Linked DNA regions of Homo sapiens: region 1 is linked to region 2. The links are chromatin contacts, found by Hi-C in ENCODE. All regions are on one chromosome and are shown on one strand. Each heading gives the region's core, a stretch centred on a gene start or an enhancer-like site at or near the end of the contact. The rest is flanking DNA. Distances are from core to core; before and after follow the strand shown. Region 1 overlaps LOC124904219 (a long non-coding RNA gene). Region 2 overlaps EVI5 (ecotropic viral integration site 5).

Evidence for each region. Hi-C counts contacts between places; a loop is a spot of excess contacts on that map. Pooled maps may share reads with other maps.
Region 1: a pooled map shows a loop between it and region 2 (5-fold over the local background). The contact joins two enhancer-like sites. A Hi-C loop is called at or near these places in 6 of 37 single-sample maps with no recorded cell type and 11 of 50 pooled maps.

What each region holds. Positions count from the first base shown.
Region 1 is chr1:92,979,567-92,982,847 of GRCh38, reverse strand. The region is part of intron 1 of LOC124904219 (a long non-coding RNA gene); the gene reads right to left. Among named protein-coding and RNA genes, the nearest start is that of DIPK1A, 20 kb to the right of the region's middle. Within about 2 kb of position 1,432, at least 5 of the 41 ENCODE cell types and tissues checked have a DNase peak (open chromatin) inside an H3K27ac peak, as active enhancers do.
Region 2 is chr1:92,536,875-92,540,188 of GRCh38, reverse strand. The region is part of intron 19 of EVI5 (ecotropic viral integration site 5); the gene reads left to right. Among named protein-coding and RNA genes, the nearest start is that of GFI1, 52 kb to the right of the region's middle. Within about 2 kb of position 2,033, at least 5 of the 41 ENCODE cell types and tissues checked have a DNase peak (open chromatin) inside an H3K27ac peak, as active enhancers do.

The DNA of each region.
Region 1 (3,281 bases), core at 183-2,682, 440 kb before region 2:
TCAGCCTCCCTGGCAGCTGGGACTACAGGTGCACACCACCACTTCTGGCTAATTTTTGTATTTTTTGTAGAGATAGCTTTTTGCCATGTTGCCCAGGCTGGTCTTGAGCTCCCGGGCTCAAGTAATCTGCCTGCCTTGGCTTTCCAAAGTGCTGGGATTACAGGAGTGAGCCACTGCACCCGGCCCCAAGTTACTTCTTGATCCATGGGCTGCAGAATGAATGTTGTAAGCAGGCATGAAAACATTCATCTCCTTGTACATCTTCATCAGAAGTCTTGGGAGACCAGGTGCATTGTCAAGAGCAGTAATATTTTTAAAATAATATTTTTTTCTTAGCAGTAGGTCTCAACAGTGGGCTTAAAATATTTAGTAAACTAGGTTGTAATCGTATGTGCTGTCATCCAGGTTTTGTTGTTCCATTTACAGGGCACAGATAGAGTAGATTTGGCATAATTCTTAATTGCCCTAGAATTTTCAGGCTGGTAGATAAGCATTGGCTTCAACTTAAAGTCACCAGCTGCATTAGCCCCTAACAAGACAGTCAGCCTGTTTTTTGAAGATTTGAAGTCAGGCATTGACTTCTCTCTATCTATTAAAGTCCTAGGTGACATCTTTCCCAATGTAAGACTGTTCTGCCTACCCTGATAATCTGTTGTTGGCCAGCCGTGGTGGTTCACGCCTGTAATCTCAGAACTTTGGGAGGCCAAGGCCGACAGATTGCTCGAGTCCAGTTGTTTAAGACCAGCCTGGGCAACATGGCGAAACCCTGTCTCTACAAAAAAATGCAAAAATTAGCCAAGCATAATGGCACGGGCCTATAATCCCGGTTACTTATGAGGCTGAGATGGGAGGATCACCTGAGCCCAGGAAGTTGAGGCTGCCGTAAGCCATAATTGCACCACTGTACTCCAGCCTGGGCGAGAGAGGGAGACTCTGTCTCAAAAAAAAAAAAAAAAAAAGAAAGAAAGAAAAGAAAAGAAAAGAAAAAGAAAAAAGAAAGAAAGAAGAGAAAAGAAAATTTGGGCTGGGCACCGTGGGTCATGCCGCTAATCCCAGCACTTTGGGAGACTGAGGTGGGCGGATCACTTGAGGCCCGGAGTTCAAGACCTGCCTGGGCAACATGGCGAAACCCTGTCTCTATGAAAAATACAAAAATTAGCTGGGTGTGGTGGCTCAAGCCTGTAATTCCAGCTACTCAGGAGGCTAAGGTGAAAGGATCACTTGAACCTGGGAGGTGGAGGTTGGAGTGAACTGAGATTGCGCCACTGCACTCCAGCCTGGGCAACAAGAGTGAAACTCCGTCTCAAAAAAAAAGAAAAGAAAAGAAAATCTGTTGTTTAGTGTAGTCTTAGATCTTTGCTAGATCTTCTAGATAACTTGCTCAGCTTCTACGTCAGTGGTTACGGCTCCACCTTGTGCTTTTACATGATGGAGGTGGCATCTTTAAACCTCACAAACCTCATGAACTAACCTCTGTTAACTTTTCTTCTGGAGCTTTCTCATCTCTCTCACCCTTCATAGAATGGAAGAGAGTTAGAACCTTGCTCTGGATTAGGCTTTAGCTGATTTAATCTTCCATCCAGATCACTAGAGTTTTCTCCATATCAGCAATAAGACTGTTCTACTTTCTTACCATTCATGTGTTCACTGGAGTAGCACTTTTAACTTCCTTCAAGAACTTTTCCTTTGCGTTTACAACTTGGCTAACTGTTTGTGCAAGAGGCCGAGCTTACAGCCTATCTCAGCCTTTGACATTACTTCCTCACTAAGCTTAATCATTTCTAGCTTTTGATTTAAAGTGAAAGACCTGTGACTCTTCCTTTCACTTGAACACTTATAGGTCATTCTAGAGTTATTAATTCACCTAATTCCAATATTGTTGTGCCTCAGGGAATAGAGAGGCCCTAAGAGAGAGAGACAGACAGGGGAGTGGCCAGTCAGTGGAACAGTCAGACCACACATAACATTTTTGGATGAAGGTCTCTGTCTTATATGGGTACGGTTCATGGTGTCCCAAAACAATAACAATAGCACTGTAAAAGATCACTGGTCACCGTAACAGATATAATAATAATGAAAAAGCTTGAAATATTGCCTGAATTACCAAAATGTGACAGAGACACAAAGTGAGCACATGCTGTTAGAAGCATTGTGCTGGCAGACTTGCTCAACACAGAGTTGCCACAAACCTTCAACTTGTAAAAATCACAGTATCTGCAAAGTGCAATAAAACAAAGCATGCCTGTGCCTAATATGTCCCCAGTTGTCAATAAAAGAGAAAACTTAGGGGCTAGTTTTGGTCCTTGAGCAGCATCTTACAGGGCCAATTTAACTAAAGAATTAACACTACATTCACAGCAAATCACATGAGAAGAAATAATAAATAGTGCACATATAAAAAAGATTCACACTCTGAGTTCTAATTAGGAAAATAATTATTAAAACAAAAGGAGGCTGGCTGGGTGTGGTGGTTCACGCCTGTTATCCTGGCACTTAGCGAGGCCAAGGTGGGCAGATAGCTTGAGCCCGGGAGTTCGAGACTAGCCTGGGCAACATGGTGAAACCCCATCTCTACAAAAAAATATAAAACAGCCAGGAGTGGTGACACATGCCTGTAGTCCCAGTTGCCCGAAGGGCTAAGGCAGGAAGATCACTTGAGCCCAGTAGGTTGAGGCTGCAGTGAGTTGTGATAGGGCCACTGCATTCCAGCCTGGGTGATAGAGTAAGGCCTCGACTCAAAACAAAAACAAAAACAAAAAACAAAAGGAGGATACATATATTGTAATATACTATTGCGAGAATAAAAATTGGTACCATGTTTGTAGAGAAAAATTTTCTAATATAGGTTGAGCTTCCATAATCTAAAAATCTGAAATCTAAAATGCTCCAAAATCTGAAATGTTTTTGCGCATTGACATGAAGCTTACAGGTCATTCTCAAAGGAAATGTTGATTGGAGCACTTCAGATTTTGGATTTTCAGATTAGGGATGTTCAGTTGATAAATACATGCAAATACTAAACAATCCAAAATCTGAAACACTTCTATTACCAAGTATTTCACATAAGGGATAGTCTACCTATAACTACCACAATTTAAAATGCATGTATCTTTTGACCAACAATTTTATTTCTAAGAAACTGCACTCTAGAGTTTAAGGGGATACACAAAAGAATATTCACTAAAACATGATTTGAACAAGTGAAAATTGGAGTCAATGTAAAATATTTGTTAATAAAAAAGCTTCAGTAATTTGTGGTGCATTCATGTGATGGTACATTT
Region 2 (3,314 bases), core at 784-3,283:
TAACATGAAAACATGTCTACACTAAGACATCTGCATAAATGTTCATAGCAGCATTATTAATAATATTTAGAGAGTAGAAACAACTCAGATGTCAATCATCTGATGACTGGATAAATAAAATGTGGTATATCCATATGATCAATTATGAGGCAATAAAAGGAATCAAGTGCTGACACATGCCACAACATGGATGATAAATTTTTCAAAAATCAGTCACAGAAGGCCACATATTGTATGATTTCATTTATATGTCCAGAATAGATAAATTTATAGAGAAAGAAAGTAGATTAGTGGTTCCTTGGGGTTGGAGGGGAAGAGAGGGGTTTTAAGGGATGACAGCTAAGAGGTGTGTGGTTTATTTATGGCATGATAAAAATATTCTAGGATTGGTTGTGGTGATGGTTGCACAACTCTATGCATATACTAAAAGCCATCAAATTGTACACTCTAAATGGGTAAATTGTATGGAAGGCAAGTTATATCTCAAGGTCATTTTAAAAATTCATAGTCTTTCTCTTCTGGACAGTTTCCTAACCTGGGGCCCATGGATGGGGTCTATTAAAGTATTTACAAATATTTTATGTATAAACATAGGCGGATCTTTGGGAGAATGGGTTCAAGATTTTTTTTTTTTTTTTTTTTTTTTGAGATGGAGTCTAGCTCTGTCGCCCAGGCTGCAGCACAGTGGCATGATCTCGTCTCACTACTAGTTCCGCCTCCCGGGTTCCCGCCATCCTCCAGCCTCACCCTCCCAAGTAGCTGGGACTACAGGCGCCCGCCACTACACCCGGCTAATTTTTTATATTTTTAGTAGAGACGGGGTTTCACCAGTGTTAGCCAGGATGGTCTCCATCTCCTGACCTCGTGATCCGCCCGCCTCGGCCTCCCAAAGTGTTGGGATTATAGGCGTGAGCCACTGCGCCCGGCCGGGTTCAAGATTTTTTCAGATTTCTTGAGTGATTTGACACCTAAAAAAAAGTTTTCCTCCATCCCTCAATTATCTTGTGGGAGATATTGGGGGAATTAAGTAAATTAATGCTGGAAAAGCACTTAAAACAGAGCCTGGGACATAGTAAGGGCTAAATAAGTGCTCTTATTGTTCCAGCTATACCACAAAATACTTATGTAGTCACAGTGTGATATTATAAAGGATTAGATAAAATCTAATGACACTACTCCACTGCCTCAGTGACTCACCCATAACCTTCGTGATAAGTTCTAATTCTTTAACATGGCATAAGATTCTTCATAGTTTAGCCCCAGCTTTCTTTCAAGTTTCATCTCTCACCTCTCATTTTGAGACCTATATCCAGCCACACCAAACCACTTGCAGTTTCCTAACACATAATACATTCTCTGGCCTTAGGCTTTTCCCCATGCCACCTGTGCCTGATTTCTCCTCCCTCCACCTCTGCTCATCCTTACAGACCCAACTCGAACATCATCATCTTCCTCCTTCCCTAAGAATTCTCCCTTCTAGCCAGTGTATTGCTTCTCCTGTGGGTTTACTTAACAGTGTGCCACCTTGGAATCAGCTGTTTAGTTTTTTTGTCTTGCCCTTCAGATTTTTAACTGAGGGCAGGAGCCTTGTCATTTGTCTTTGCCTTTCCAGCATCACAACACTTGTCACCTAAACACTAGGTGCATATTTGGTTAATTGATTGATGGACTGAAAAAACACATGATATAGCTTTAGAGAACAAGAATTTCCTCTGAACAGAATCCAATCCAAATAGAAAAGAAGTACTTCATTTTCATGAGGGTGTTTTGCTAAAGGTTTGAATTTTTAAATGCTTCATTTTGCTGAAGGTTAAATCAAAGGAAATCTACATGGTACTTTGATGTAGCTTTAAAAGTTCAGAGTGAAACAAGTGTGAAGTGATTTATTTCCTGTAATTGGTCATAAATTTACATAGAACCTCACATATTCGTAGCCTCATCAGCGTTGACCTTAGAGTACCTTCTAAATAATGTTAATGGTTTCAATTTTATCAAGATGTGTCAGCTGCCAGGAAGAAGACATTCAGTGGCAGTTTCATTTTGTTTGCCCACAATACTGAATACATCTAAGTATGCACTGTAGAAAGACTAAGAATTCTCTGTAAATGACTCCCCCTCTCTTCTTCTCAGGTAAAAAGTGTGCAGTTGTAAGTTTCTTCTATTCCAAACTTTCCTTTCCTTTCTACCTTTTTTACTTATTAATGTGGGTGCATGTTTTTTCCTTCTAAAAACGTCAGCTTTAACTATTGCATTATATACAGTTTTACATGAAATCTACAATTTTTTCATTCTAAATTTTATATTTTTTATGATTTACTTAGCTTAAAACCAAAAACATTTTCAGCATTATGTACCTAGTATTATTTCAATAAAATTCTTGAATTTTTTTTAGTTTTTTTTTTTTAAGTACTGTAGATTAGAATTTTGGCTCTTGTCTGTGTAATAAAGTAATGAAGAAATCATGACCTCCAGTCGATCACTTTTACTGATTTCCTGTTCTGATTCTCTGGAAATCATTTTGTTTGTGTGGTTATTACTAGTCTAACCTTTGTCATGTTTACAATTCAGTGTTTAAAGAAGCTGATAATTGAGAATAAATTTTGCATATCATCTCCCATTACATTTATTTTAGATTTTGAAAACAGAAAACTATTAAAGGTATTCTATAAGGAATCCAACAAAATTACTGACCAAACTCTGAGGATGGAAAAAAAAGTAAAGCCTCTAGAACTTAGAAATACAAACTATGTGATTATTAGATCTTTCCATGAAAAGTAAAATACATTGTTATTTAAAATTGTATATATTACATATCACTTACAGAAATGCTACATTTAGCTCAAAAAGCTATAGCTCTTTGTTTTATAAAGATTAATTATACAAACTCAAATGTACGAATAGGAGCTTTTATAATCTGATATGACTCAGTCTTGGAAACTTACTGCAACTGTTTTGCAGTTCACTTGGTGTCACATGATTCACTTCAATGGTTTAAACCCTGTCTAGTAGTGATCAAAGTTCATTTGGTTAGGGGTTTTTTTTGGTGTGTGGATGACTTTTTTCCACTTTGTTGTGGATTGATTGTCTTTCAAAATACCCAATGCAGCCCTTCCTCTTATTCTTTTGAATCTCAGAAAGTGGTAGTTGTCTGCACAGTGCAACCTCCAGTCACACACAGGGGAAATTTTTTTTAAGTTGAAATAATATGCATGAAAGCACTTTTAACTGTAAAGCATTATATAATTATAAGATTGTATTATTAATTCCATTACCCCAATGTTAAAATTGAAGGATAACTTGTTACGTCTCTTTAA